Linked DNA regions of Mus musculus: all the other regions are linked to region 1. The links are chromatin loops, found by intact Hi-C in ENCODE. Cell type or tissue: heart. All regions are shown on one strand. Each heading gives the region's core, and the rest is flanking DNA. Links, peaks and the distances in the headings are about the cores only.

The links. Peaks named below come from ENCODE experiments on the same cell type or tissue, not always from the same donor. Only the 100,000 strongest peaks of a DNase experiment are listed, where the experiment ranks them.
Region 2: a loop joins it to region 1, with 2.4 times the contacts of the local background. A loop is called at or near these places in 7 of 42 quality-filtered maps.
Region 3: it touches region 1 in a loop (6-fold over the local background); 7 of 42 quality-filtered maps call a loop at or near these places.
Region 4: a loop joins it to region 1, with 2.8 times the contacts of the local background. A loop is called at or near these places in 4 of 42 quality-filtered maps.
Region 5: it touches region 1 in a loop (5-fold over the local background); 3 of 42 quality-filtered maps call a loop at or near these places.

Annotation. Positions count from the first base shown.
Region 1 is chr15:77,216,699-77,223,000 of GRCm38, reverse strand. All of the region lies in intron 2 of Rbfox2 (RNA binding protein, fox-1 homolog (C. elegans) 2), which reads left to right. Among named protein-coding and RNA genes, the nearest start is that of Rbfox2, 87 kb to the left of the region's middle. In heart, for the core only: a CTCF peak has its summit at 2,712 (motif pointing right); a DNase peak (open chromatin) is centred at 2,720; H3K27ac peaks cover 1,328 bases.
Region 2 is chr15:77,083,272-77,089,573 of GRCm38, reverse strand. Rbfox2 (RNA binding protein, fox-1 homolog (C. elegans) 2) reads left to right here. Exons shown (of 14, transcript NM_053104.6): 12 at 3,419-3,507; 13 at 3,924-3,996; 14 at 5,368-6,302. The coding sequence ends at 5,412. 1700109K24Rik (RIKEN cDNA 1700109K24 gene) reads right to left here and starts at 5,176. Exons shown (of 3, transcript NR_108037.1): 1 at 4,712-5,176. In heart, for the core only: no CTCF peak of the experiment used is centred there; a DNase peak (open chromatin) is centred at 3,583; H3K27ac peaks cover 1,187 bases.
Region 3 is chr15:77,076,118-77,082,419 of GRCm38, reverse strand. Rbfox2 (RNA binding protein, fox-1 homolog (C. elegans) 2) reads left to right here. Exons shown (of 14, transcript NM_053104.6): 14 at 1-3,430. Among named protein-coding and RNA genes, the nearest start is that of 1700109K24Rik, 5.1 kb to the left of the region's middle. In heart, for the core only: a CTCF peak has its summit at 864; DNase peaks (open chromatin) are centred at 1,459, 2,419 and 2,759; H3K27ac peaks cover 880 bases.
Region 4 is chr15:77,026,223-77,032,524 of GRCm38, reverse strand. It overlaps a transcript of Mb not described here. Among named protein-coding and RNA genes, the nearest start is that of Mb, 6.6 kb to the right of the region's middle. In heart, for the core only: a CTCF peak has its summit at 2,973 (motif pointing right); DNase peaks (open chromatin) are centred at 3,084, 4,614 and 5,214; H3K27ac peaks cover 3,721 bases.
Region 5 is chr15:77,103,574-77,109,875 of GRCm38, reverse strand. Rbfox2 (RNA binding protein, fox-1 homolog (C. elegans) 2) reads left to right here. Exons shown (of 14, transcript NM_053104.6): 6 at 4,207-4,299. Among named protein-coding and RNA genes, the nearest start is that of 1700109K24Rik, 22 kb to the right of the region's middle. In heart, for the core only: a CTCF peak has its summit at 2,496 (motif pointing left); no DNase peak of the experiment used is centred there; H3K27ac peaks cover 1,543 bases.

The sequences.
Region 1 (6,302 bases), core at 1,146-5,145:
TACTGGACTCCAGACTTACAGGCTTGACACTTTGTAAAATAATTCCTCTTCAGATGCAATAAGAAAGCAATCAAGTATGATTTGGTGAGTCTTACAGTTTATTGCCACACAGAGAATTTCTTTGGAGGCTTAAAGGGCAGCAAACGAAAGTGGATGAAATGCTACAGACTATACTCAGTAGACAGGTATGTTAACCTCACAGTCAGGGGATGAGAACAGAAGCCTAGATAAAGTTCTTGGGAGATGGCAGCTTGCTTGCCACTATGTCAGAGATCTTTGCAGCCCAGGAGTCCCAGATGTTAGAGGATTGTACTGTGTGGTCAGGCAAAGCTTTATAGCTTCAAGGTAACATGGTATTCCTTGTGGCAGCTCTTGGAGGCCAGAGAGAGAGTGTAGCCCTGCAATGGCCTAAATGCTCTGTTAATGAAACTCTTGAGTTTGCATTATTAAATTCTAGTAGTTAAGATTAGTAACTTATATGTGGATATTGTTTAAAAGTTTTTGGTACCATTGCTAAAGGGTGGGATCTAAATGTCATGCTCTAGAAGGGAGGGGAATGGAAGCCATGTAAGTGTCCGAAGTAATTTTATAGCTCACAGCATAACATGAGTTACAGGGACAGAATTTGTACAGGTAGGTAAGTGATGAGCAGTTCTGGTGGAAATACGGGGGAGCTAGGGCCTGCCTCTTGGTTTCTTTCACTTGGGAGGCCCTGAAGCTGAACAGTTGAACAGTTTGAAAACCACTGGAGAATGATTGTAGGGCGTGGTGTCAGATCGAAATTCCAGTTTGGGCCTGGTATTTTACCTCTCTGAGGTTTTGTTCCTTATTGTACAAAGGAATGCTGAAAAATATTAACTGCAAGCGCACTAGGAACTTCCACAGTGCCTCTGGAGACAGGACGGGTCAGGCATGCTCAGTATGCTGAGGTGCTGGGCAAGCGACTGCAGAGGTAGAGGCCTCACATGGATAGTGAACTTCCTATGAAAATGAAGGCCCCCAAAACAACATCTCAGTGGCTGTTTATGTCAAGTATTAGGCTAGGTAAGTGGGCTCTGTGGGCCATCCACTCTGTTAATTCTGAGGGAAGGAGACAGAAACAGAAAATTCAGCTCTGATAACATTTCATTGGTGGGCCGAGAAATTAAAATTTTTAATAAAAGTTTCACCTGCTTTATACACACACACATGTATGTATGTATGTATGTATGTATGTATGTATGTATGTATGTATGTATGTGAGTATGCTATCACTGTCTTCAGACACACTAGAAAAGAGCATTGGGTCCCATTACAGATGGTTGTGAGCCACCATGTGGGTGATGGGAATTATCTCAGGACCTCTAGAAGAGCAGTCAGTGCTCTTAACCACTGAGCCATCTCCTCAGCCCCATTTCACAGCTTTTGATTTTTGTTTTCATATCTTAAAAAGAATACAAGACTGGGGTAGGGGAGCTGGCTCAGCTGACAAAATACTTGGTGCACAAGCCCAGGGACCCTAGTTTGATCTCCCACAGACATGGAAAAGCTGGACAGGGTAGACTTTCTTCGGTCTCACCGCCAGGGAGCAGAGACAGGGAGATCTCTGGGCTTTGCTGGACAGCCCGCCTAACTTAATTGGCAAACCCTAGGTCCCAGTGAGACACTGTCTTAAAAAGCAAGGTAGCCCTTGGGTCTCTATACATATAGATATTCATATGTACACAAGAACACCTGGGAAAGGGGAAGGGAGGGAAGAGGAAGGAGAGAGAGACAAAGACAGAGCGATGACAAGCTGATATGGCCCATAGACCATAGCTAACTGACCCCTAATTTAGATATTTCTTTTTAAAAACCCATGCAGCTTAGCTTTTGGGCCTGTGAGAAATAATTAAACAGATTGCTATCAGTGAAAGATCATTGTTAAGAAAAGCTTAGTCATGATGTTAGAAAAAGTCAGCCCCACCACTGTGAGATAGCTACACGTTTGCTAGTTCTTCTTATCCCCATTTATAGAGGCGGTTAAGATGTGGTTGTCTTATCAAAGACATCAGGCTGCATGAAAGAAGTGTTCTGCTTAGGTCTTGAATTCCAGCACTCGGGAAAGCAGAGGCAGGTGTGTGTGTGTGTGTGTGTGTGTGTGTGTGTGAGTTCTCCGAGTTCTAGCCAGACAGAGCCATATAGTGAGACCCTCTCTAACAAAAGGGGGATGTTCTAAATAACAAAAAGACCTTGAATCTTGGGTTTGTTGCTGATTCTCATGGCTCATATTTGTCATTTGACATTGGGGCCCATTAGTTTTCTCAAATGAAGAACTGGAGAAGGTAGACATGAAGACAATTTGTAGCTCTTGCTTTTAGCTAGAATAGTGCTGGTACAGTTCTCTCCAATAGAGGTGCTCAAGATAACTAGCAACATTTCACATTATACTGGGCCCTTTAGGAGAACAGTTTTTCTCCTGTGTCACGTTTGAAGTTTGCCTTAGCACTCACAAAGCCATCCCACCACATGCTGGTCAGTTAATGTATGTGGAGACAAGATAAGGCTGGGCCATACATATGGAAAGGGCCTAAGAAAGCTGCCAGGAGAACTCTGCTGCTCACTGTGGGCTGAAGAAAATTTCTTAACTGGAAACCCTTTTGCAATCTGAGTCATCTACTGTGGACTCTTAAATCTCCTGGGTAGGAGGAGGAAAGGGAGGAGCAAAGGTGAGATGGCTCTGTGAGTTCTGTCAGCAGAGGGCACCCAGAGCAAAGCATGTAGCCAGTGGCCTGTAGTGAACTTATTACTGGGGCACAGAGCTGCTTGCCCTGGACAAGTTGCATTTTCTTTGATCTGCCTTAACATTCTCAGATGTTTTTTACCCACATTAGAATTTGGCTTTGTTTCTTGCCCACTTTAGTAGAAACCCAGTTCTTAGAGTGTCCTGAGGTGTTTTATCCTACACTGTAGATCTGTTATTTAGATCTGTTATAGACATTATTTCATATCCAGTAAGGAAGTAGCCCTGAAATAACAGTGATCTAAAAAGGCCCTTATAGTCTGTGTGTCAAATGGTCTTTGGTGGGTGGCTTTTGGGCCAGCAGTTTCAGCACCACCTGGGAGCTTATGGTCTTCCTGCCTCCCAGGCTTACTGAACCAGAAATTAAGAGGATGTGGTCCAGCAACCCATTCCAGCATGCTCTCCAGGGCATTCTGGTTCACACTCACCGAGGGACAGCCATTGTTGGAGAAGGGATAGCAGAACACAGGCTGATCTTTATTGGAGGGCACTGCCAAGTACTCAGCCAGGAGTTTCCCCTTCACTTTCCAGTCACAGATTCCAAGCCTAGAAACATGTACTCATTTGTCAGTTGTGTATGGTAGGTGGTGGGAGAACTCTGAGCCCTGTCCTTGTGATTCACAGCCATGTGCTAGTTGCTGAGTCATTGAATTAATAGTTTAAAGTCTTTAAAAGCAGTACACATCCATCAAAGAAAATATATAGTACATAATAGATCAAAAGATAAAATAAAACTTCCCCTAGCATGTTCAATGTTTCTATTCATTGTTCTGGTCTTGTTTGTATGCAGCTGCTCTGTGTATATGCACATTTAAAAAAAATTTTCCCTGAATGTCAGTTGTATTGAAATAGACTTCCAGCTCAAGTCTACTCTACCGGAAATTTCTTTTCATGTTATTAACTACAGATTTTATTTAATAGCTTCCTAGTATTCTGTGAGAGTATCAAGTTCCCCTGTAATTCTATGTCAATCTTAAGTTTTCATGATACACTTAGGAAGATTATTAGTGCTTCACTGGGCAATAGTAATTCAGGGTGACTTAGAAGTGTCATAATTAAGATGATAAATACAGATGGTGGTAGAGGAGGGAATGGAAAGTTGGAGAGGCAGTTCTTTTAGCATGTTTGAGGTCAAAAGTGACTTGGAAAATAGGAAAATAAATTGAAGAGCATACCAGTAGTACCCAGTATCCCCCTGGACCTGAGCAAACTGGGTTGGGTCATCTAGGATGTGGTTATGAGCAGCTTGGTCCAGTAAATTGCTTTTATCACCGGCTTTTCGACACGGAGGCCAACCTGCTGGTTAGGTGACATAAAAACTGGGTGCACAGTTTCTATAATTGATTTTATTATCGAGTACTTTCGGGTGATAGACACCATAGTAATTATTCACATAGACTTTGTTGTTTGTTTAACTTTTGTTATAGCTACATATATTAACTGTGTTAGGTGGCGTTTCCAATTTACAGAAGTGGGAGCTGAAAGGGAGTGTTAAAAAGACTCAATCTTGGCTCTTGGCCCTCAAGAGTTGAAGCACCCATATATTCATTTGCTCTTAGGTGGCGGGACAGTGCATATCTTGCCCTCTCTCAAGGCAGTGTCTGTCTCTGTGTGACTTCACTCCCTGCTGCACAAAGGAACAATTAGATGTGTGGGGCAGGACACTAAAGTGATGACAGAGCATGGGCTGACTGACTGTGAGACCAAATCAAGTTGATGTGAGTCCCACCGTTGTAGGAGTCGGAGGTGGAATTCTGACCCCGATCCTGCGAGGAACAGAGGCTGGGGCTAGAGAAGCGATAGACAGGAGCTGGCAGGCACTGGAAACTGGACGGCTGGCTGAAAAATTCATGTCTCCTCAACTTACCTTCCTGAAGAAAGATGTAATTTCTTAGCACATTAAAAACACCAGCTCTGAGATAGAACTTGTATGCTATACAGCTGAATCATCTAGCATATAGAAGTCTACTGACTTTGTTTACATTCATAGAGTTGCTCAGCCATCCCAGCATCAGATTTAATTTAGAACAATCTCATCACTTCATCTGAAGCTGCTTAGTCATCCCTTCCTAATTCCTGTATTCCACCCATGCCTCAAGTTGTGCTCAGCCACTAGGTCTACTTTTCCCAACAAGTTTTCCTTTGCGTGTTGATAGTATGTGGCCCTTTGAGTCTGGTTTCCTTGCATTGCAGATTCACATATCCTTCCATGCAGGGGGAGGGTCGACCAGCGCTCCTTTTCCTTGTGTTGTTGTTGCCCAGTCCTGTTCCTCTGCATGGCTGTGATGTAAAATCTGTGTTATTCTGGAAAGCATGGTTTTTATGCTAGGAAGAGAAGGGTAAATGAAGTGGGACAGTAAGCAAGCATTTGCTAATTCTTAGGTAATGGGAGCTGCTGAGTAAAGTAGACACACTAGGCCTGCTTGAGTGTCTATCCTGACAGCAGAAGAAGTAGGATGCTGGCAAGGGCCCCTCTGGGGATCATTTGTGGCAGGGCTGCAGTGTTTCTGACCTGACACGTGTGGCTTTCAGGGAATGCATTGTGTAAATCTTGTGTGTTGGCCAGCACATCATCCCTGCAGCACTTTGTGTGGAACTGGAGAGGCCTTTGCTGATCTAATCTGAAGACATTTCCCTTGGTTCCTGCAACTCTAGTCCCTTGAGCATCTTTTTGAAAGAGTTGCCAGTTTGCTGAGAGCAGGCAATTGTGAGGTTGCTTATGACCATAGGATTTGCCCAGTGCAGATAGCCCCTTCGTTTAGGCCCTAATCCATCGTTCAGATGTAGCAGTCATCATTTCTATGTGGGGTGTGAAGGCTAGCTCAGGCTCTTGTAAGCCCCTCTGAGCTGAGGTGTTGGGAAGTGTTCCTTTATAAGCCAACAAGTGCCCATCCCAGGTGTCGGGTGATTTTACATTATCCTATTGTTTTCTGCTAGTTGATTTTCTTTTATACTCCAGAGCTGTGTCTTGACTGGACCTGAACTATCAGTCTGCTCTAGGGAATGAGCTATAGTTACTTGTCTTGATGCCCTGGCTCTTCACTGGCATGTTTTCTAACAGCCCAAGGTAAGAATAGCAGCAGCATCTTTAGCTCACTGAAGGTCAGAGCTGGGTTTAGTCATGTCATTCTGGTTCTATAGTTGGGGAAACCAAGTCATAGAGTGTTTTTGAACTTACCCCAGGCCACAGTTTGCCTATACTCTAGCTGGTAAAGAGTTGGGCCTGTGATACAGGGAGGGCCCTTATTAGCAGTTTGCACTTTCTCCAGAACAGTTTCCTGACAGACATGTACTGTCACGACCAAGGCTTGGCCTGGCCCTGCTCCACTCCAGCACTGCCAGCCTTGAGGTGTGAGTGGGTGTGAGTGTGTCAGGTTAGAGTTGTGATGATGAAAAGCTCAAGAGACGACAAAGGCAACGGCGCTGGGTTGTACGCTCAGGAGCCAGATTGACTGACCTCCTCCTGCTCCGTGAGTGTTTTATCTGTGATGACATGATTGTAGTTCTTTGAGAGTTTATTTCTATTGGATAAAAACATGTG
Region 2 (6,302 bases), core at 1,689-5,688, 130 kb after region 1:
TGGGCAAGATTTACTCCTCCTTTGGGCTGGGGAGGGACCAGTTGTTAGGGTATGGAATGTTAACTCAAGTGGTGACTGACTGTTTCCGTAATACCAGGTCGTTGTGGCTGCACGCTCTAGTAATTGAGGCTGTGTACTTCACCGAGCTTGTGGTAGAGCCTAGGGCAAACCGCTGTCCCAAGAGAATGCTGGGATAGATAGAGTTAGCCAGTGCCAGTCTGGACGTGGTGGTTTTGCTGTTGTTTTAGCTCCGGATGTCGGCATGCTCAGTTTTAATGTGATTAATATTAATGTGGCGCCACCCCCACCCCACCCCCACGCCTGAGCCCTCTTCTCCTTACTCCCACCTTGTTCTTTTTGAAAATTTTAAGAAACAGTAATGAAAATCTTGGTGTTTCAAACTGCACTTTGCTCTCATGTTCTGTATATAAGTGCCTTCAAATTTACTCGTTAAAGTCAAATCGGGGAATGGGAAAATCTTAGCCTGGAATCTTTGTACACTGTAAAACCTAGAATGCAGTTAAGTCAATTGTTTGTTGTAAATTTTGTCCTGAGTTTTATGTAAGGGTCTGTGGAATACCTAATGTCAGCAAAAGCAGAAAGCCTCTGGAGTAAGATGTATGTGAGAAGGATCACTTCCTGGTGCACAGTGCACTTCCCATAAGACGGGGGTGAAGTGCTGGGTTGCCTTGATAAAGTGTTACCCATACCGCCCACAAGTAGCCCTCCTTTAAATGACTTCTGTTAAAAGACGTCTGATGATCAAAAGCATTAATGTTGTTCTCCTTGTTGCCAGTATTCTCCCAAGCTCATCGGTGTCAATAAAATATTTCAGACCCCAAAGTCAGTGCCTGCTCGTGAAAGCAAATTACTGCAATGAAGAAGGCCCACTTCTTCCCTGATAGGAAGGACCTAAGCCACTGAGGGAACCATTGCTGTCAGTTGCCTTGCTTAGGAGCCCATCCTCCCTGTTAGCAGCCACGACTCAGAGCTGCAATTGGAGACAGCATGCAGTAGCCGCCAAGCTCCCCCGGGTCAGCCCTGAATCTAAACCATCAGAAAGAACCTGCTTCAGTCTGTAAATGCTATACCTAGCTAAGCATAGACCAAGATGTAGTTGCTTTCACTATCTTAAAGTTCTAAAATTGTGAAGATTATCTTGGTGTTTGAAGGAATGCTGAAGAGAAAGCATAGTATCAAAGTACCTTTATTACAAAGACAGCTCACTAAAGATTCAGCTTCCATTCTGAAAAATGGAACCATATCTACATAGACTGAACAGCTGAGCCTTCATGATCCAGGTAAAGACTGAGCTATAACCATGAGCTTTTTGTTCTCTAACCAATGTTTTCATCACCCTGTGTCCTCTGTGAAGGCTTAAGGACTGAGGTCAAAAAGACTGGAGCTAGCCCTGTGGAGCCAGTTGTGAGGGATTTCGGGGGGGGGGGGGGTAGTCCAGCCTGCTCTTGTAGTAGATATGGCTGAAAGTCACAAGGATGCTTCCTGCCACACTCCACTTTGGCCATGTCATTACAGGGTCTGATAATGGTAACTCAGACTGTCCCTGCACCTGTAGAAAGGGTGACAGCAAAGGAGTGCTGCGTAGCAGCTAAGAGCCAGTGCGCTTTAAATGTGTATCTGAAGCTGCTGACCCTGAATTCTTACAGCGTAGACTGGGAGAGCCATATGAGGTGAGAAAACTTACAAGCTCATAAAATAATTTTCCACAATGAAAGGTATCAGGAATCAGGGAAGCCACACAGAACTGCTAGGTATGGAAAGGCAAGGGTCCCATTAGAAGATACTTCTTAGCCAGGCATGGTAGCACCTGTAATCCCAGCACTCAGGAGGAAGAGGCAGGTATTCTGTAAGTTCAAAGCCAGCCTGTTCTACATTGCAAGTTCCTAGACAGCCTAGGGTAGCTCTGTCTCTAGGCAAATCTGTGTGCACGAACATGCACACACACACAAACACACACATCTCTTCAACCCTAAAAAATGGCCCAAAAACTGGAAATGTAGAATATCTCTTGCAAAGTTAGCAAAAAAAAAAAAAAAAATGAGCATTCAAAGGGGGGAAAGAATGGGATACTTGAGCTGACATGGGATGTGGGCCTTCTACAGGAATAAACACTGTTTTATGTGTGATTCATGACTGAACCACCTGAGTCAATTGGACCAACTGAACAGATATTTTTGACAGCCAAAGGATGGCAATAAAAATGTGTAACAGGCCATGTGGTAGTGGCACATACCTTTAATCCCAGCACTCAGGAGGCAGAGGCATGTGGATCTCTTGAGTTCAAGGGCAACCTGATCTACAGAGCAAGTTCCAGGACAGCCAGGGCTACGAAGAGAAACCCTGTCTTGGGTTTTTGGAGTTTTTTCTTTGCTTGTTTGGTTGGTTTTGTTTTTAAGTATCTCTGAATCAGATAAAGTAGGTAGGTTATAGAAGGATACAATGATACCAGTTGTATCACCCTGCCTCACTGTCCTTGAGTGCTTCCAGAAGGAACATCTCTGTTCATACACACATCAATTGCCTTTGTTTAGTTCATCAAAATGCAGGTGGAGTAGTAGGCTGTGATGGCTCTGAGTTCCTCAGGACTTCTCAAGAAGGTATATGATCCACTGGGAAAAAAAGCTCCCAAAGGTTGCTGTGGGAAAAGGAAGCAGCTGAGGCATGTATGACCTCATCAGAGCTAGTCAAACACTCATAAGCCATTTGCAATCTGATTTCCCCAAGTCTGGAATGTGGGCTAGAGTTGAGGTTTTCCTGGAGAGAAATAGGGTTAAGCGGTTAGCTTTTAAGGCCACAATCTCTGTCCTAGCCACTCTAACTAGCAGATTTATTGATTCACAGGCAGTTCTCTGATGTCTGGTCTGCTTGGCTCTTCCTTCTCAGTATTGCTCTTGACAGACATGCTCTGCCAGATGGATCTAAGCTCTGGGTTAGATCTTCCTGTGACCTGCTGCATTCTTAGTGACAAGCTAATCCCAGTACAGAGAGTCTGACATTGACACTGATAGGGATAGTAAATTTTAATTCTTTCAACTGTTACATGAATGTTGACTCAATTCTCCTAACATTTCATGAATATTTTCCATGTCAAGAGTTCCAAAAAAACACTGCGAAGTAAGATCCAAAATTATATCTGTATTTCTTAAAATTACTAGGTAGTACCTGTATACTTTATTTTTCTTACTGTCACAAATTGGAAAGCAAATTTCTACATTGGCTAAAGCTTGATTTCCTACCATAGGAGGAACATGCAAACTGGTGCAGTTTGAAACATCTCTTTCCATGTGTGTCTGTGTTTGTGTCTGTCCTTGTGTCTACACGTGTGTGTCTGTCTGGGGGGAGGGGTGTCTGTCTCGGGGAGAGGTAGCTGTAAAGTCAGTTCTCTTCTCTCCTGTAGGGTGGATATGCAGCCTACAGATATGCACAGCCTGCTACTGCAACCGCAGCCACAGCTGCTGCAGCCGCTGCAGCCGCTTACAGCGACGGGTATGTACAGAGCCAGAGCAAGCAGGCCCTGAGCACCATGCTATCTGCAGCATTCCTCTCGCCCTTCACTATTTCCAGAATTGCCCTGAGTCCTTGGGCTCCTGCCAGCCTGGCTCTTTCTGGAGTCTGTCCTTCATGGCTTCTGCCACACAGCACCCAGGCCTAGCCTCTTCCTGTACTTGCTCTCTTGTTCTGTCTCTTCTTTGGCTGTGAATACAGTTGGTCTTCTTTCCCATTTGACCCCTTCTTTGCCATTTTATAGTAGTCAGGATTTCCCAGTTACTGCACTCAGGAACAGAGATAGGAAAACTTCTTCCATCTGCCATTTTCCCTATTAATAGTCCTGGTCTGCAGCACAGGGCCTTCAGTCTCGGTCTCAACTGCTTCTGTCTGACCCCCATGCTTCTCCTTTCCAGTTACGGCAGGGTGTACACAGCTGACCCCTACCATGCCCTCGCCCCTGCCGCCAGCTATGGAGTTGGCGCTGTGGTAAGTTTATATACCTTTTTTCTTAAGCCATGTTACTCCTCTACATGCAAATTTTGAAAGATCTGGGAAAGTAATGCGTTGTAATTTCACCCATTGCCAAAGTGTGGAAGCCATGTGAGACCCTGGGAATTATGTCACTTGCTTTACCTGTATATCTGGAAAGGCAGTAGGAAGGAGGGCTTGATGGTGACAATTTTCCCAAGTAATGGCATCATTTAGGAGAGAACAAAGGGAATGGGTTCCTTTAACAGGTGCATCCAGTAGCAAGCATAGTGTTCTTGATAGTACCAAAGGCTTAGGAGTGGTAAGGTGTCCAGCTCTCCCAGCAAGCTCTCGGTGTGCTCAGTTTGCAATTGCTGATGCCTGACAATGTGCCTGCTGCCTTCCTGCCTTCTGGTATATAGCACTGGGACTCCAGTGTTGTGAACACTGCAGAGGCAGTTTCTAGTAGTAGTTGTAGGGAAGTATGGAAGAAGTATATAGAGCAAGTCTAGAATAATCCATAGAACTGATGTTCTCACTTTGCCTTCTTGGATTTGGCTTAGATGCCTTTACTACTTACTGATTGGTATTCATAGTTGCAAGGGCAGGCCACTCCATAGTGAGGCTAAATGAAAAATCCCAGACCCAGGAGAAGAGACCTGGGAAATAAGATACCAGAGAAAGTCAGTTGACCAAGGTAAGGAAACAAGCAGAGTAGCAAGCACACACATACCTCCAACGAAGCCACAGTGTCGGGACATTATCTTCGTTGAACACATGTAGACCTGTTCTCCTTGTTAGCTTCCAACAGTACAGTGTAGCAGCCATTTGCAGAGCACTAAGCCTTCTGTGAGTCTTTCCTGGTGCTGTATAGATGAGTCATGCAGGAGGACAGGTCTAGTTATATGCAAACAGTAAACCTTTCTAACAAGAGACCAGAGTTGTTGCAGTTTGGGCATCCATGGGCATTTCTTGAATCAGTACCCCATGGATACAGAGAAACAACTGTATTTTATAGATTATAGAGGAGATCTGTTTCATTGGTTGAAAAATTATCTTGGGTTTAAATGTGGCATCATCCTGAACACAGGATGTGACCACCTCTACCAAGAAGTAGTCAAAGGTAGCACACTCTGACAGTCATATGTTTGAAGGGAGGTCAGCAATCCAGTTTCAGCCAGGACTGTAGCAGCATTACAAAGACAGATAGGCATATAGAAACCATATCAGGTCCACTCTCTGTGCCTAGTCATATAATTGTGAAGTCAGCCATTGTGATGTCTCCACTGTCTGGTTGCCAGGAGAGAGAGTTGTCCTCTCTGGACATCTTGCTTCATTTCCTATGCTTTTCTCACTCTTTCAATATTCTTATGTCTCTACTTACTGCAGGCGAGTTTGTACCGAGGTGGCTACAGCCGATTTGCCCCCTACTGAAGTGACGTGAGACCCCTGCAAATGGGACAGCCCCCAGTTCATGAGGCCTGGCTATTGCAATATTTACTAGTAGAGGACTCTATAGCAAGATGAAGAGGAAAACAAACAAAAAAGAGAGAATACTTTTTTATACCTCACTATGTTCTTTGAATATGTATTTTTTCCTTTAAATTTCTGCCTTTAATTCTTTTGTTCCAAAGATTGTGCTTTTTTTGTTTTGTTTTGTTTTTTTTGAATTTTTGTTTTTGTTTGGAGGGGGGTTGGTTTTTTGGGGGTTTTTTGTTTTGTTTTTTGTTTGGGAATTTTTTTGTTGTTTTTATTTTTGCTTTTTTTAAAACTGTGGTTAAAAAAAAAAAAAGATAGTGCATTTCCACGTCTGTATGTCCACACTTAGCTTATTCTGTTGGTCACAGAGGAGACAGTCGAGGAGGAAGGAGCTGATACATGTATTTGATCAGAAGCCAGCAGACAGAATTACCAAAGTGGATCTGGTGCTGATGGCTGGGGGGATAAGCAGAGTGGAGGCCAGCTCTGCAGCAGTGTGCCCTCCTGGCCTGGCTGTGGCTGGAGGCTCTGACTGGCTGTGGCTGGAATCCACATGCCTTTAGGTAGGAGTTTGTGCTTGCAAAACAGGAGAATTTAAAAGATTCTTTTCTCTCCTCTTCCCTCCTGCCTTCATATTCTTTTTACAATCATTTACAGGCACAGCCTGAGAGTGTTTGGCATGGTTTTTGGAGTTACAGTGCTGGTATTTCCAAGCACGCTCTCAGACTGTGGATGAGAAACACCTCAGTACAACAGTGATCTTGGAGTGAGCTCCAGAATAGGAAAACACTTGTTTCTTTTCTTTTCAGAAACCTCAGCATTCCTGCTGGGCTGCTGCCCCTTTA
Region 3 (6,302 bases), core at 613-4,612, 140 kb after region 1:
TTGTTGTTGCCTCTGCCTCTACACATTTTTGACTGATAAATGATTCATGTCCCTGAATTAAAGTGGCTGACCTTTGACTGCATCAAGCATCCTTTTGTAAGCAGGGAGGGCCTTAACCTGCAATTGACACATACCATCTTGCCCTCAGATCCTATCTCCCATGATACCTGAGGAAACAACATGGAAGCCAGAGACCTCAGTGTAGTCACTAGTTCTGGGGCAACATGTGGAATAGGAGACAAGACTGCCTGCCTGCTGGCCACTTATGGATTCCCTTCCCCCAAGCCAAAGTTTGGTTTGTTGTTGCTATTAGGACAGTTTTCATTGTATGTACATAAATATTTTAGTAAGGGGAAGGGATGGGCTGGGGCCTTTTGGAGTTCTAGAGAATGGGGGCAGAGGGGTTTTTCTTTCTCTTGTTTCTTTTTGAGAAAATTTACTGGCTAAAGGAACAGACATTTTGGGTCTTTGTTTAATAAGGGCCATTCTCACAGAAAGGCAAGCCCTTCACCTAGTGGAGACGAGGCCAGTCTCTCAACAGTTGTATCCACAGATGGTAGGAAGGGAGAGAGAGTTGAAGAAGGCTTCTTCTTTCCTAGACAGGAAAGGGTGGCCACGCAGGGTGAAGAGGACAGTCCCATGGCCCATGCTGCAGGGCCTGAGGGGCCTTCATGCACTTCAGTTCAGCTGGTTCTGGCTGAGGCCTCCAAGGCCAGTCTGTTTGCCAGTGCATCTCTGCTGCGTGGACAAGGACACTCTCCGATGCCACTTCCTCAGGCCCTTTTCCAAGGAAGACTAGATGGAGTTGGCTTTTTATGCAAAGGTCGTTGGATTTCAGGGTGAGCACTGAGAGCTGGCTCCCCCAAGTGTCTGGATTTCACTATGTTGGCCTCATGGTTGATCCTCAAGGCCACTGTGCTGGCTTGTTGGACTGATTTAGGAAGCAGGCTAGAGGAGACGGGCATTTTATGACTCTGTTAGAGGATTCTGGGTGATGATTTCAAAAAGATGGCTGACGCTGAATCGCAGTGTGAGAAGGGTGTTTGCAGTTTTGCAGGCCTCTGTGGCCTGGGCTTTCTATGCTGCGAATATTACTAGAAGCTGGATTCCTTTAAGGAGACTTGTAGTGAAAATGTTTGTCTGGATGTTCCTCTTTCAGCCCGGAGAGCTGCCTTAGGTCTTTTCTAGAATTTCTGTGTTACTTAGTTCAACCTCAGCCCAGAAGCACCATGCTCCTTGTCATTTTAAGGCTCTCAGGTTTCCAGGAACCTCCACCACCGCCACCCTGCAGCAGCCGCTGTCTGAACTGAGCCGTGTTTCCTTCCCTTGGAAACTGCCTGGCGCTTGGCTCTTAGTTTAAGGAGAGCTTGTGGCTTTTCCTCAAGCATGGACTCCTCGGGGCTGAACTGTTTGGTTTAGGCTGTGCTTTCTTTGAGGCACAGCGGGCAGGTCCGCGACCACCTCCGTCCTGTACCTAGTCATGTAGCTTCCAGACACTGAGATGAGAAGGATGTGAGCCTATGCAAGAAGAGCATAGTGCGCCCCTCCCTGCGCCAGGCGAACAAGGCCAATCAAGGGCAGTCTGGAACTCGGGTGTGCCAGGAAGGGGGGGAGGGGGCGGGAAGCTGCCTGGCCAACCTTCCCCTCTGGCCCAGCCAGTTCTCCACTACTCAAACCTCTAGCATGGCAATGTTTGCAAAATTGCAGACTTTTCTCCCAGATATTAGGAGGAAAGGGACTTTGGGGGGTGGGGAAGGGGTCTTGGTGTTTAAAGCATAAGTTACCTGTTTGCACTGTTTTCAAATAGGAAACAATAGTGGGCACGGTGAACATCTAATGTAAACGTGTGTTTTCTTTTGTCATGCTCTTGAGAATGTCTGATCATTTGTAGTATACACCAGTGACACTTGATTCTCTGTTTCATAAAACACTATATTTTTGGAAATGTTGCTGTCCGGAAGCCTCTTCCCACCCATCCCCTCTCCTGTGTACCTCCTTTCTCCTTGCTTCCTCATCAGCCAGGCAGTTGCCATCCCTGGGCTAGAGCGGGAAACAGGGCCCCATCCCAAGCAGGCTCTGGGTGTCCTAAGCCAGCATGTGCCCTCTAGATTACTGAGTGCAGGACAGTCCCTTGGCAACTTTCCTTTCGAAAGGCTCACCAACTACCACAGATTGCCAAACTCTTCAGCGAGGCAATAGAAGTGAGTCAGGGGGCGCGGGTCCCTGAAGTATTGTGGTTGGCTGTGGAAGCCATGTTCTTATGCAAGTTACCGAAACTGTAGCCAGTTACAGTGTACTCAGGAAAAAACGGTAGATGAGTTCAGCCATGGCGGTGCTGGCTGGCAGGGATTGGTAACTGAGAACTGCCCATCAGCCAAAACTCACCCTTGCCTTTGCAGAGACCTCCCACCTCGGGGGCAGCCCTCTGTACTTGCCAGCGCTGGGTGGGGCTGCTTTCACCCTGGCAGGCAAAAAGGGAACAGCGATGCTCTTTCCTTCCCTCCCTCTTCCGGTTACCAATGCCAGATTCCCAGGGGCACGCGAGTTTTTGAGTTTTTCAGAAAATGCTTTTGGTTTGTCTTTTCCGGGGACTGACGCGCTTTAGTCGCTGTCTGTCCCCATCAGGACTCCTAGCTTAGGTGGTTTCTTGTATTTTCTGTTAACAGTATTTCTTGTGTGCGTGCTTGTTGGGCAGCCCGTTTGGCTGCGTTATATAGCGAGTGATGAGCTGATCCTTTCCCCTAAGAGACATGACTTCCCTCCGTCAGCATTCAGCCTGTGAATAGCTAGAGCCACCCTGGGGCGGACACGTGCAAGTTAGAGCTGCAGAGTGAACTGAGGCTCTCAGGTTTTGAGTCTCTCTCTTTTCAAGGCTCAAAAGTACCACAGAACCTCGCTCTTCTCCACACCCCTGTGGCAGGGAGTGGCCTGCCTGGCACATGTGGCTTCCCCATGCAGGACAGGCACCACTGGGACATGGGGGGCACATGCGGATGCTTGTCCAGCTGACCACCCCGCTGTGTCTCCTTCCCTCCCACCATCCTCTCCCAGAATCACCTCCTAGGGCACCCGAGCTGCTTGCCCAGGGTCCTGTTTCCCTGCTAACTCCAGAGAAGCACCCAGGGCGTTGTGACAGTCTCTAACTCCCTCCCTCCCTCCCTCCCTCTTCCTCCTTAAGAATCATATTGTATAGTAGCTTTCAGACCATACAGTATTCATTGGGTTACTCCTATTATCAAGTAGCTGGAATTGTGAAGGTTGAGTAGTTAGATCTTTAGCTTTTATTCATTATTTTTTGTATTACTCTCCATGTGTATAAATTATTGATCATGTTGCTGGCTTTTATAAACTCTTAGCAAAGGAGGGGCCCTGCCTCAGCCTTTGCAAATGGTAATGAAGCACTGTTTTTAAATAAAAGAGAGAAACACCACCCCTGGCGTTTTGGCTCCTTCTTTCTTGCCTGAACTCCAGGCTCTAACCTGGAAAGAGGAAGAGAACCCATAGCACTTCTTCCTGAAAGGCTTCTGGGTGGCCAGGAGCTAGGAGTGAGGTGGCTCCTCCAGCTGCTCTGCTGGCAGCAGGCTGCCATCCGTCTGAGGTGAGCTTCACCCTCCAGCTGCAGCGCCACTTTCAGGGCCCCTGGCACCATTTGCCAGCTCCACTGAACCGCTGAACACTCCTGAGGTAAGTGCCTGCTTCCCTGGCTTCTGCTGCCTGTCTCCTGATCCCCATCACCGTGGGGAATGCCTCTGCTGTTAGACTGGCCGTCAACCACCACTCCCTGGTCGTTTCTCTGCCGATATCCCAGATACCTAAAGTTTCCCCGATCACTGCCTTTCTAAGTCACAGGAAGCATGGAGATCCTCCCAGACTCCCAAGTGGATTTCTGCTGCCAGATATGTAACCTTGGCGTCTTCCTTCTCCTTACCTGCCCTAATGGTCTTCAGCTCTCAGGTGAGGTACCCCACACCCCACCCCATCCCCGTGCTCTGCACCTAACCTTCCCATTTCATCAGCTAAGGGTTTCCTGTCCCCTCTCTTCCCTTTTCCTGACCAAGGCTTTCGATCTTAAATTTTTTAATTTTTTTCTCCCACTAAAATCCCAAGCTCTCTTCTCCATGGCAACCTAGACAAAGCTGCTACCCTCTGCCTCTGCTTGCCCTTCACTCTCCTGCCACCCAGTCTTCCGGATGAGGAATCAGCCATGATGTGAGCGCAGCAGGTCAGTCCCAGGTGCTGTCCCGCACAGTGACCTCTGGCCTCTCGGCTGCCTCTGTGGGCCCCAGAACTGGCAGATTCCCCAAACACACAGCAGCAACACATGCCTGGAGAGCTGCGGCTCACTGGAGTGTCCCCTGTGCTGATTCTCTTACCACCCACACTGCCACTGCCACTAAAGGCCTTTGACTCTGACCCGGGCTGTGTTTGTACATCCGTGACACAGTGACAGGATAGTGTGTTCATTTCCGAGGAGACAGAAACTGAGCCTGGCCATGTCTTCTCACTGAGCGCTGAAATTGAGTCATGGATCTTGTCCTAAGCCACGTGGGAAATGGCAGAGGCCAATCAGGCAGCCCAGATCCTGTCTGCCTGGTGTATTTCTGGCCCTAAGTACATCTCAAAATGTCACTAAATCCAACAACAGTCTGTACCATAAACTGAGTAGCTGCCAGTGGAAGCTTGTTTCTCACCATTAGGGACACATCCAGTCACCAGAAGCTCTGTGTGGTAAAAAGGTGATACAGGTGGCTTTCGGGGGCTTGATAACTGGATGTGAGGGTTTCAGCATCAAAGATGGGGGGCCATTCCTGCCACAGCAGTTCCCTGGGGCTGTGAACTGAGCAGTGAGTGGTGACTGTGGTAACTAAAGCGCTTGGGAAAAGAAGGCTAATGGTAAGAAGGCCAAAGGAGTCTGCTGACCAAAACATGGTATACTAGAAAGTGGCATACACCTGTATTCCGGCCAGGAGGGATGGTGAATACCACTAATCACAGCTATCAGGAGGCAGAAGCGGGTGGATCTCTGAGTTCAAGGCCAGCCTAGTCTACATAGTGAGACTTTGTTAAAGAAATAAAATATTTTGCTCAATCACCCATACCATTCTCTTCCTGATCAGTTTTCACTGAGCCTAACAGCACCGCCCATAAACCCTTCATCCTCCTCTCCTCTACCCTGCATCTCCCATGGGGACAGCATCGCCAGACAGGTCTGAGCTCTGAGTTGCTATTCTCTCCTGCCTCTGGGCCTGGCTCTGCCCTGCCCAGCCAGCTGAGCTCATTCTTATCTTCGGTTCTTAACCAAGCTCAGCTCTAGCTTGGTCATGATCTAAGCATCCTTCTGGGAAGACCTAACCACCCATCTGCACAGTCCCTTCCCAGCACTGTCCTTTGACCCTCCCTGGTTCCCTTCCATGGCACCCATCACTCTGAAGGTGCGTGACATCTGTCTATCTCAGTTATGAGAAAAGGGTGGCCACAGGCTTCTGCTGGCTTTCCTGGCTTCCTCAGTCAGGCTGCTTTCTTCTAAAAGAGCAACCATGTATCCAGCTCCTTGAAGATCCATTTACCAGTCTACCAGCAAAACTAGCTCAACTCTCCATCCCCCTTCCCTGCACTTCCATTGAGCTTCCACTCAGTGTCAGCACTCAGGTATGCAGATGACTCACGAGGCTGTGACAGCAGTTAGTGAGCTAGTCATTAATAAGAAAGTCAAAAAGCAAGTGGGCGTGTCCCCAGATGGAGAGCTGGCCCAGTGGCTAAGAGTACTAGCTGTTCTTCCAGATGACCCAAATTCGGTTTCTAGCACCCACATGGGACAACTCACAACCACTTCTAATTCTAGCTCCAGGGGAATCTAACACCCTCTTCTGGCTTCCTGTATGTACACCCACATAAATTTTTTAAAAGTCTTTAAAGTGCATCACTGTGGTTTGGTCACTGTGGGTGCCCAGTTTTTTGTTTGTTTTGTTTTCTAAGATTTATATATGTGAGCACACTGTCACTATCCTCAGACACACCAGAAGAGGGCATTGGATCCCATTACAGATGGTTGTGAGCCACCATGTGATTGCTGGGAATTGAACTCAGGACCTCTGGAAGGGCAGTCAATGTTCTTAACCACTGAGCCATCTCTCTAGTCCCAAAATGCCCAGCTTTCAAACTGGTTATCCAAAGTGCTGAAAGAGTCCAAGTCCTCAGGGAGAGGGGTCAAATGCCTACAGGACCTCTGGAAGAGCAGTCAGTGCTCTTAACCGCTGAGCCATCTCTCCAGCCCCTATTTTTGAACTTTTGACTCACAGTGA
Region 4 (6,302 bases), core at 1,418-5,417, 190 kb after region 1:
TAAACCCTAATACACATAAACCACATGTACACACAACACACATGCACACAAGCATATACACACCACACATGTACAAGCACATACACACAACATACATATATACACCACACATACACATAGAAGCACATATACACATACACACACAAGCACCCTCCACATACATGCATATACACATAACACAACACACACAAGCAAATTCACACAACACACACATATTCAACACACATACACACAAGCACCCCCACATACATGATGCACACACTCATGCACAGATGCACACAAACACAAACACATACACATCACACACACATACACACACATGCACACACAGAACCCAATGGATCTCTTTCCCATAGCACTTCTAAATGAAAGAGAAGTTAATAGAAATTAATACCATCTTCTTTTTTTTTTTTTTTTTTTTTTTTTTTTGGTTTTTCGAGACAGGGTTTCTCTGTGTAGCCTTGGCTGCCCTGGACTCACTCTGTAGACCAGGCTGGTCTCGAACTCAGAAATCTGCCTGCCTCTGCCTCCCAAGTGCTGGGATTAAAGGCGTGTGCCACCACTGCCCGGCTTTAATACCATCTTCTGGGACTCTATTATTTGAAGTTTGGTGTCACCTGCAACCAAGCCCAGTCCCTCCCCACAACCCTGGGTGCTTTAGTTTTTGTGCTGGGGATAGTGGGTGAGTCAAAACTTTTCAAAAAAATATCTGAAATAACAGGGCTTATTGGGACTCTTTAGGTGTTATCCAGAAATATAACCCTGGGACAGGTCCCCATAGGTCACAGCAGCAGAGAGGACGGTGTCTGCTGAGCCCAGAGCTAAGGGTATTTTTATAGGGGAATTGGGGGGCAGGGGCTGTGTTGGTGACAGTGGACCTGTGGTACCTTTAGGGAGATAGAACAAACAGAGGAAAGTTGTGGGTGAGGGGTGGTCCATCAGTCTGTGCTTGCTTCTGATCTGCCTAGACTCTGTCTGGAAAGCTCAGACATAAATAGGACAAGCTCTCTGGTGGTCAGCTGTCGGGATCTAAGGCAGGGTCACAGAGCCCAGTCAGGCTTGTAAGATGATCCTTTCTGGTTTTGTCTGCTTAATTCTCTTGTTCTTCTCCCTTGCACCCGCCAAGCCCACATAGCTAAATGTAGCACATTCCAGAATTTTCTTTCTAACACATCCTTTCCTCTTTCTGCTCATAAAAACCTCCAACTGGGCCAGCAAAATGGCTCAGTGGGTAAAGGCATTTGCGTCCTGGAACCCACACAACGGTGGAAGGAGAGAACTAAGTTCACAAAGGTTTTCTGTGTGGAGGTCAGGACATACATGACCCCCCTATAGGATACACACACCACATACATGCGTATGCAATATATATATATATATATATATATATATATATATATTACATACATGATGCACATGTTATATATGTGTTGATGGAACAGGTCAGTCTCATGACTTCTCAGTACTTATATCACAGTGTGCTATAGAGTACCTACTACATACCAGGCCCTTCGAGTTTACATCCACTCCCTGCTTTAGCACTTGTGATGGGGTGCTGCAGATAAGCATGACTGTTATACAAACATTAGACCATGCGTTCCAAACCCTAGCACTTAGGGAAAGTTAGGCATGGCCGTGTGTGCTTGGGACCCCAGTGCCGGTCATGGGAACTGGGCTACAGAGACAGGCTGAGAGTGGGCGCTTGCTGGCCAGCCTAGCCCAACTGGAAAGCACCGGGCTCCAGGCTCAGTGAAAGACCTCAGCTGAAGGGATAAAGTGGAGAGTGATAGAGCAGGTCACCCTTTGGATGTCCTCCTCTGGGTGTCACATGCACGCTTGCAGACAGGCACATACACTCACACAGACACACAGATAGGCACACACAGACACAAGACATACACACGCAAACATGCCCACACAGACATCTATACAGGTACACACAGACATACACACATATATACACACACAGATACATACACACATAGACACGTAGACACATGCATACACAAAGACATGAACACACAGGCACACAGACATACACACAAAGACACATAGACACACTCAGGAACATACACATAGACACACACACACACATACACATGCATGCTCATACAGACATGCACAAAGAAACACACAAACACATACATGCACACATATACATAAATACACACAAACACACAGACACAAGACAAATATATACACAAGACATATACTACACATAGATACACATGCATACACATGCATATACATATATACACATAAACACAAACACACACATAGTCACACAGACACATACACATAGACACATGCATAAACACACATATACACAGACACACATAGACACATGCACACACACACTATTCAGGATGACACTTGAGAAAGAATGCCTTTTAAAGTTCTCATTTTACAAATAGAGAAGTTCTCATTTATAAATGGAAGAAACGAGGTAACCACTCTTTCTTTGAGTCAGAAATGGTTTAGGATGGCACCAGAGGCAGCTGTGTGGCTCGCCAGCCTCACGCCCCAGCTGAGCTGCCTGCACAGCCATTCACACACTGCTAAAGCGACCTCCTTCCACCACATTAGAAAATCCAGGAGACATAGGCCTCTCCTCAGCCACCGGAGGCCTATCCAACACAGTCAATTCTGCACCCTCAAGTCCTCCCACACAGGGCTCACCCTCCTTAGTACCCATGTACTGTGCTCCCTCTTACTCTCATTTCAGCCAACTATCCCCTCTGCCCACAGGCCAATCCCCAAGCCAGACACAGCCTGACAGTCCTTCCACAACCTCTGCCTCACAAGGATGACTTTGCCACCCTGGGAGCCAGAGTGTGGATGACTCGTCTTTTAACAATGTGGAAAGCATCACCTGTCTTCAGGGCCAGAAGCAGTGACCACAGACAGACACACTCAGTTTGTGAGTGGTGGAAGGAGTGCCGTAGGTAGCAGCATTTCTTCCATATGCCACTAGATGGCAGCAGGTTCCCCAGCTGACAGTCACTGGGAAAGCAACCATTTCATTCAGGACCCTGAGACCCTGGATGGAATCCAAACACCGAAATAAGCTTTCAGAACGCTCAGGTCTGGTACTTATTAGTGCTGCCAGGAAGAGGAGGAGGGGAGGGGAGGAACTGAGATCAGACATCTCTGAGCCACAGAGCACAGATGTGGACACCGACTCCTTGCTTGGGCTCTGATCCGGACTTGCTGGCTGACTTTGAACAAGGTCCCTAAATTTCTGTGTCTCTGTTTCTTCATGTGTAAAAGCGGGGACTATATAAAAATGCTTGCCCCAGAGGAAGGGCTCTGGGAGGAGGGAGAGGGTACACTCCGGTGTGCAGTGAGCAGGGTGTGTTTGTGGAATCTGTGTAAAGTCTCTATGAGAAAGATTCTACAGACAAACTGACTAGTTAGAGCCCCGTGGTTATGGAGAGTTGGAGTGTTGCCGATCCAAAGCCATCATCATGTTGGTCTATCCTCCATATCTTTACTTACCCGTCTCTCACCATTTAAAATCATTATCTTTCTACTGTCAAGTGAAACCATTCACTCTCAACAGCCCCAAATCTAAGAATGTTTTCAGCTAGCATTTGAAATCCAGGGTCCCCTTAACCTGCTTTACCTTCCATCCTCACCACTATATTTGTTAAGTGCCTTATTATTTTAGTTTGTTGTCTGACTATAAAAAGTTCACAGAGGACATGTATAGTGGTGGATGTTTGTAATCTCAGCATTTGGATTCACGAGGAGTTCAGAGCTTGGACTACATGAGACCCTGTGCTAGCCTGGGCTACATGAAACCCTGTCTTAAAAACAAACGACAACAAAAAAACAACAAGGAAGCATGCAAATAGTTCACATAACCATTCCACAGGAAATGTGTATACGTAGAGTAGTTCAGCGCTAGCCTGGGCTACAAGAGGCCCTGTATTTAAAACAAAACAAAGCAAAACAAACAAAACAAACAAACAAACAAACAAACAAAACAAAGAAGGGAATATTCCACAGGGAATAGTGTCATAAATACAAGTGTGTATGTAGGGTAGTTCAGAGCTAGCCTGAGACCTTAGCTTTAAAACAAAACAGAACAAAACAAACAAAACAAGGAAACACACAAACAGTCCCCATAACCATTTCACAGGGAATAGTGTCATATGTACATGTGTGTGTATATATGTACATGTGTGTATATAGTGTCATATGTACATGTGTGTGTATACACACATGCATGTATAATATAAGCCCCTGCTTCCAGCACTGCTCTCTCATGCTTGCCTCAGAGGAAATGGTCTCTTGCTTCTGGAGCAAGACCTGTGCTTTGCACCCATGAGTCTCTAATCCTGGTTCCAAGGCTCTTGCAGAGTGAAAATGGGGCTCTACTGGTCTAGACTAGCTACACCCCAAAACAGAGAGGTAAGAAGGCAGAGCCTCTACTGGAGCCTGGAAGGTGGAGGAGGGGCTATCCTCAGAAAGCAGAGGGATGGGCAGCCCCTGGGATGAGGGACTGTGCGGGTGGGGGGGAGACTGGCTCATCCAGGTGACACATGGAAGGGGGGCCATAGAGAGGGAGAGGGAAGGAGGCCAGTACCCTGGGCCACCTGCTGACGGGGACAAGCAGATCCTGTGTGCCTGCCAGTCTTTCCAACAAGCCCCTAAGGGCCTTTGGGGAAGGAGCAGCCTGTGTGTGGACCGTATTTTTAGCTCCCTGTGCATCTGCTGGCGTCTGTGAGGCACCTCCCTTATTCTCAGCCTTGGTCACTGACTCAGGCTCCTGAGGGTATCTAGGGAAAAGGTTGGCTTGGTTAGTATGACAACAACCCTAAGAAGGGTCGCGCCCAGCCATGGGTGGTGAGTTTGTGAGAGATCCAAAGAAAACTTGGGGGTCCCCCCACCCCATCAGGGCCTCCCAGGCTCTGCCAACAACAGGTTGGCTGTGCATATGTCCTGGCCCGAGACAGCCAGAGGTGGGACTTAGCCAGAGATGCATCCCAGCTGGAGGTGGGAGAAACCAGGCAGAGGCCATGCTCAGATCAAGGAGGGAAGAAGGAGGGGGCCCAGGCTTTAGGAACCAAGAGCTCCCTGCCACCACTGGGTCCTAAGTTCCAGAAGAGTCCAAAGGAGTCATCTCTTGACCTTGCAAGAGAGATCTGTTGGCTGCCACAAGGCTGTCAAGCTCCCAAGTTACTAGATAAGTCTAGGGCCTTGAGGGAGGCGAGGTGCAGAGCTGTCCGGGTACAGAGCTGCCCAGTGGGCGCTGGCAGACTAAGCTCCTGGCTTGCTTTGTCCAGAATGGTGTTCAGAATCCTCAGAAGGTGCAGTCTGGACCTCCAACCCCTGCTTGTGTGAGACCCAACAGGCCTTCTGTACCCCAGCAGCAAGCAGAGTCCTTGCTTGCAAAGAGGGGGTGCTATGCAGGTGACATCTGGGTCAATGGAAAGAATTTGTGCAGCTCTGGGTAACGGTCACTGACCCTAGATGCATCCAAGCAGATATCAGGGGGTGGTCTGTAGAGGATGTTCAGAGGAAAATTGGATGAGGCCTCTTTAGCATCTAGACAACATGTCCCTGTTGTTCTAGAAGTCTCCATCCCTAGATGTCTACAATCCTGGAATCTAGAAGCCAAGGTTCTAGAGACGTAAACAAGAAGGCTCTGGTACATGAGAACTTTTATCCAAGGATCTTGAGACTTCTTTTTTTAAAAAAGATTTATTTATTTATACAAATACACTGTAGCTGTCTTCAGACACACCAGAAGAGGTCATCAGATCCTGTTACAGATGGTTGTGAGCCACGGTGTGGTTGCTGGGAATTGAACTCAGGACCTCTAAAAGAGCAGTCAATGCTCTTAACCACTGAGCCATCTCTCCAGCCCCTGGATCTTGAGACTATTGAGGTGGGTTTTACAAGTCTCACACTTGGGGATGCAAAGCACTCTGGGATAGGCAGAGAGTCAAGCTACCTTGGGAATTTAGCCCGTTACGTGGGTGTCTAGCAAACTCATATGTGTACATGTGTGACAAGAGTGTGGAAACCAGGCTGTGGGGAATTTTGCACACCAGGCTTCCTCATGGTGGGTCTGCAGCCTCCTAGCCTGGCCAGGATGCAGCTGTCACAGGGAGACTAATAGGCACCAAACAGGGGCTGGCTCCAGGTCTCCATAGCAACCCAGAGACAGGGTAAGTATACACAATTGCCCCTGCCACCCTGACAGCTTACATGGTAAAGCTTTTAAAAAGCCCATCTACCTTCAAGCCACAGACTTTCCCAGCCAAGATGGCACATGGGGCACCTGCCAAACC
Region 5 (6,302 bases), core at 741-4,740, 110 kb after region 1:
TGGTGCAACCCTAGCAGTTTCATTAACATTGACAGGACTGAGAACCCTAAAACAAGTCTGTATGGACCTGTGCTGTGCGCTGTGGCACCACTGGTTAGAGACATGAAGGAGTCTAAGTTGAGATTTGCACTATACACACACACTTGACACTACAGAGGCTTAGCACAGAGAGAACACCGGCCCTCTTGCATGGGTGGGGTGTTCCTATTGCTGTCATATTGAGATGATAAACGTGTTATACACTAGGTTGAATGTGTTGTTAATCTCCTTCTGTTATTTTAATGTGACTGTCAAGACTTAAAGTCTACGAGGCACTGGTTCTGTTGGGCAGTGTTAGTGTAAGCAAATGTTACATCTTTTCTTAATGAAAAACAAGTTTACTTTTTGTTATCTATTTTTATTAATGGGGGTTAAATAAAAACCATTGCCTTACACACTTGAACTAAGAATTTAATAGTAAATTGGGTGTGGTGGTACACACCTTTAATCCCAACACTCTGGAAGGCAGAGGCAGGTACAGCTCTGAGGACAGCCTTGTTTACATAGAGAGTTAGTTCTAGGACAGCAGGACTACGTAGGTGGTAATCTTGTCTCAAAAACAAACAAACAAAGTAAAATTTTCTGAGTAATACTTTTATTACAAATTACATGGTATATTTATTATACTAGTGACTAGTGCAGGTTCAGCTCAATATTTCAAAATTAACTTTATGGTCATTTTTAACTGCTCAGGTAAAATGTGTTGAATTTAGACATGGCTTTTTTTTTCCCCCTTAAGACTAAAGATTCAAATTGAGATTACTCTCAGTTCATTTTTGAAGGATAGGGTACATTAAAGCCTGATTTTCTGGAGCAGATTTTCCTGTGGGTGACCCTTATGCCCAGAAAAGCTGTGGCTGTAATCCCTGCCTCGCCCTTCTGGGCCTCCGGAGGATGCCCGCTGCTACAGCCCCCTCTGTTTTCAGGGCCAGTGTGAGCAACCTGGCCTTTAGAAGCTGCTGGTACTGGATTCTGGGGTCCCGCATGCTTGTGTTCCTTTACTTTATAAATACTGTGAGGGCCTGGACTGCCACGCTCGTCTCCCTACCTTGAAATCACTTCATCTAATCGTATCTACAAAATCCCTTTTGCCTTGCAAGATAACATAGTCTGCAGCTTCAGGGATTAAGATGTGAGGAATTTGGGGGTGGTGAACATTACTCTGCCTACACGGGGTCTGATTTTCTTCAAAAAAAATGAAATCTTACCTCTGTTTCCTATTAGAGAGTCCCAACCATCACACAGGCCCTCTTCCTCCTTGCACCAGGGAAGACTTGTTGGAAACACTGGTTTGTTTTGATGTCTGTGGTATCTTGATTAGCACTTCCTTTAGCATCTGATCATCTTAGAATATAAAACACTTTAATACAGACAGTCGAAAACGCAGGTTTTCCCTCAACTAGTCACTATTGGGAAATCTAACATAGATACTAAACATTAAACTTTGTCATTTGCAGATCAAGAATTGTCAGTGCCTATGATACCATGTCTGTTCTTTTGACATAGTCACTGTGTTGCTGGTGTCTCCTTCACACATCCCGGAAGAGAAGATATCAGAGCCATTTCTCAGTTGGATTTGGAAAGCAAGTGAGGACTTGCAGAATAATGTCACTTAGTAAATAGAGGCCACACACAGACTGGCAAAGTTTGAGTTTTGATTTCCTTACCAGTCACTGAATGTCAGAGGGCATTTCCCTCTCGTTTGAAATCATCTCTTTCCCTTTAGAATGAATCTACTCCATCTGTCCTTGCTGCACTGTCCCCATGGTTGTACTAGGGTGTGTGTACAGTTTGGGTGTCGGTAAACAGCACATATAGGCCGTCACAGTGTAAGAACCAAGTGTGCATTTTCACATAAACTTTAGAGTCAGTTTACAATTTAGTGGCTTAACCAAAGACGTAAGAGTTGTGACTCTGAGAAGCAGTTGGGATGTAGTTTATAATTCTTCTTAGGTTGACATAGAAGCTCGGATGTAGAGCAGGAGAGGTGGGGCGGCAAGTTACATACAGGTGCGTGTTACTTTTGCACGGGGCCCTAAGTTTGGTTCCTCGAACTCAAGTCAAACAACTCACACCCTCCTGTAAGTCCAGCTCCAGAGGGACCTGCTGTCTCTGGCCGTCTCAGGCACCCTCCCAAGCTCCTCCCTCACCTCCTGGCCTTCTTAAACCAGCTTGCCTTGCCTGCCAGGTGATAGACTCTTGGGTAGAATTGGCTCCTTGTCCTCAGAGTCTGTTTATCTTCTGAGAAAAGAGACTGGCATCCTTCATAATTTGCCTTTAGTACCTCGGGGTTGTCAAAGTGGCTACAACATGTTAGTATTAAATTTGTTTCTGAAAATACTTTCCTATTACTATTTTCAACCAGTATATACATTCTGTAGGAGAGTGCTAAAAAGTTACCCTAGTATTCCACCACAGTGAAGATTCATTTGTCCTCTGTCAACAGAGCCTGCCCTCCTGTGGTATTTATAGTGGTACTCAGGCTCGGGCAGAGATAAGCTATTGGAATCTTTCAGACACCACCTACCCAACACGACCAGTTAGCCTGCTGAGGATCAGCACATCCTTGCTTTTATAAAGATCTGTTGGGGGGGTTGTCGGTGTTGTTGTTTGGTTTGGTTTGGTTTTTTGTTTTTGTTTTGTTGTTGTTGGTTTGGTTTGGTTTAATTTTTGCTTGATTGAGACAGGGTGTCTCTGGATAGTCCTGGCTCTCCTGGACCTCGCTCTGTAATCAGACTGGCCTCAACTCAGAGATCTGCCTGTTTCTATCTCCCTAGTGCTGAGATTAAAGGAGCACACCACCATTCCTGGCTCTGTAAAATCTGATTAGGATGGGGTTTTATATGTGGAGGCATACCTGTGCTGTTAGGCTTCAGTGACTCCTCGGAGGATCCTGAGAGTTCCCCTTGGCAGGTGTAAAATGCTAGAAAAGTGACATAAAGTTATAGATATGGGGGATGGGCACTTGATGAGATAGTCACGCTGTCGTCCTGTGGTGGGTGAGCTGTCCCTGGGAATAGCAGAGTTGAGCAGAGGGTAGGTTAGCCCCTGGCCTTGTTGTTTGTGAGCTGTCTTTGTATCTGATACAGGACACATTATTCTAATCCTGACCCACATGGCAGCTGCCGCATTACCTCCTTCATGGCTTCTTCCCTATTGAACAGTGGATAACCACTGTTACTAACATTCTTCACTCCTGATGCCTGTTCACGTGACTATTCCTGCTTTTCCTCATGGGGAAAAAATCACTAATTTGCCTCTTACAGCAGAGATAGACATCAACAGATCTATAATATAGGTTTTTTCCAGAAATTCAGCCATACACACATTTTCCATAAAGTACCAATCTCAAAATCCTAGTTGTCCATTTCCGGTGATAGTTATGCTTGCTTGCACAGCTGTTACCCACTGAACTAGACCTCACTACTGTCTTAAGTTATCTTTCTCCCAAAAGACAGTAGTGTAAGACCCAGGTAAAACAGGGTTGAGCTAACTCCCTTACGTCTCGTTATGTAACCTTGAATGTGAGTTTTTACACAGCAGTTAGCAGAGAAGTATGGATTTCAGGGTCAGAGAGTCAGTTGAGAGAAAACAGGATCTAGAAAGATTGCTGAGTTTATAAAGTACTTCTCTTGCAAGCATGAGGACCTGGGTTTGATCCTCAGTGCTCAGTTAAAAAGAAGAAGACGACGACGATGACAACGGCGACAACATCTAGAGAGAGATGGCTTGTTGGAGCAGTCAGTAAAGACATTGCAACTATCTCTGCCCTGCCCTCCACCTGCACCAGTGCATACATGTGCACATAATAATAATAATAATAATAGCTTTATGGTTTGGTTTGATTTTGTATGTTCAGATTTTTGGTTGAATAGTTTGACCTGAGTAACTTCCTACCTTAGTCTTGGTCTGGCCTCACATACATTATATTTTATTTTATTGTTATTACAGTTAATTAAGTTACTGTTATTATTACAGTGCTTTATCCTTTTATTGGGTTTAAATTTCCCTTTATGAAATATGCATGGATCAAAAATGTGCCTTTGGAAGAAATTGCTGGTGTTAGTTGTGCTGGCGTCACTTCATACTGTGATGTTTTCTGTTTACCAAGAGATGAGTATTTCAATATAACGATGTGCATGTTTTCCCTTCTCCCGCTGCATGCAGGGATTCGGGTTCGTAACTTTCGAGAATAGTGCTGATGCAGACAGGGCCAGGGAGAAATTGCACGGCACCGTGGTAGAGGGCCGTAAAATCGAGGTGCATGTCTTCAATAATTCAATTTCTCGTTTATGGTTTTCTTTCTCTTTGTGTACTGCCTCACTTCACCTTTGGACCCTGTCCTGTCCATGTGTGCACACCTGTTCATGTTTGCATTCCTATCTCTGTGTGTGCACTCCTGTCTGTGTGCACTCCTGTCTGTGTCTGTCTTCACCTTCTTGCACTACACTGTAAAAGTAACAATTCTGTCAGCTTCTCCCCTGCTCTTGGTTGTTCGAGGGTTAATTTGGAGGGCGGGGATGTGTGCTTACCTGTTTTTCACTTTTTTCCCTCTTCCAAAATGTTCATCCTTCTGCTCTCGATTTTTTTTCCTTTGCTTCAGTTTGCAAGACTCTGAGTTCCTATAATGAGGCCTAAGCAAAACTAATTTCAAAAATGTCTAAAAACCATCTAGCTTGTAGCATTGTGTCTTGGAGGCCAGTTCCCCTCCAAGTGTGTTGGATAAGTGTGGATAGATGATTATAGTGGTTGGGGGGTCAGAATCCAAAACTCTGATCATTTTAAATTTTACTTAATACCAAGAACTTCAAGGCTTGACTCCAAAGGTGACAAATAACAGTCTCAACAGAGGGTTCAGGGGCAGCTGGTGGCACTGATGGACAGATGTTGTGATTGCAAAGTCAGCCCTGGGCTCACCAGCGTAGAGTGACTAACAAATTGAAGGTTAACTGGCTCCTCTCCCCTTTCCCAGTTTTTTAAAGTATTAAATATAAAAGCCACCATTTGAGTAAGATGTCTGCATATTTTGCTTTTTTTCCCCTTTCCGATGGTTTAGCATTTAGGGCCCTTCACTTGCCTCACTCTTTCCATGGTAACTATACACAATGCTGGCGGTGCCCGTTGGCGGTAAGTGAATTGAAAGTGCTAGAGAAGAAGCTTTTTAAAATGTAATCACAAAACAATTAAGAGAGAAAAAGTCCATCTGCCATCTCACATTAACACTACCAGATGTGGTTTGACTTGCTTCTCTCCCTTCCCGCCCCTTTTATTTCCACTGCTGTGGGTGGTGTCGCCTGGACTTTGGATGTACATCCTGTCTTGTAGCAGTCTGAGCTGTTTGGTTACTGACTTCATGGTGATTTTTTTCCCCCTTGCGCATCTTACTCAGAGTTACTGAACTCCAGTTTGGCTGGTTTTATTAATGCACTCTGCCCCCTTCCCCAGCTCCTCCCGCCCCCGCCCATGCAGCTCTTCCTGCTGACACCCTCCTCATGTTCTCTCCTATTCTCCCCTACCACTCTGTTGTTTCCCTGACTTCCCATTCCTGCCCCTTCCTTTCTTCCTCCCTGTCCCTCGCTGTCTGGAGCTGTGGGTGTCTCTTGCTGACTGGTAGTGTCTGCTTGGTTCTGGCTGGTCTTCCTTTGAATTGCTTGGTGGCTTTCTGCTCTAGCAGCTGGTTCAAGCCCTTGCTCCATTCCAACCTTGCTGCTCACTTTCCCTCTTCTTTCCCAGTTGTTTCTTTCTTTTCTTTGTGTGTGTTAACTGCATGCTCTCAATCTCATCGTTGTTGTCTCCCATTCTTTCTTTGTAAATGTGAAATGTTTACATTATCTGGTGGTCAAACTCGAGTAAATGGAGTTTCAAGCTGTCTTCACACAGGAAGGGGGAGAGGGTCACAAAACATCAGATGTTTTTAAATTCTACTTTTACCCAAAATTGGTCTTCTTAACATAAATCTAGTACAGTGTATATCCCTAGAGGCGAAGTAAGCTGACCTTGGTGGCACAAGCCTGTAATCTAAGCATTCAGGAGGCCGAGGCAGGAGGATTGCAGATTTGAGGCGAGCCTGGCTACATAGCAAATCTCAGCCTCAGCCTGAGCTTCCGCATTTATATATTCCATAAGCTCCAAGCTTACGGTGAGCTGTGGTTGAGTTTGTGATGAGGCTCTGAAGTTGGTCCCCTCCCCTCAATTTCTCCTCACCTTAGCATGGAGAAAGCCTCGTACACACATGCCTCATTATGGGTTAGGGGACCACAGGG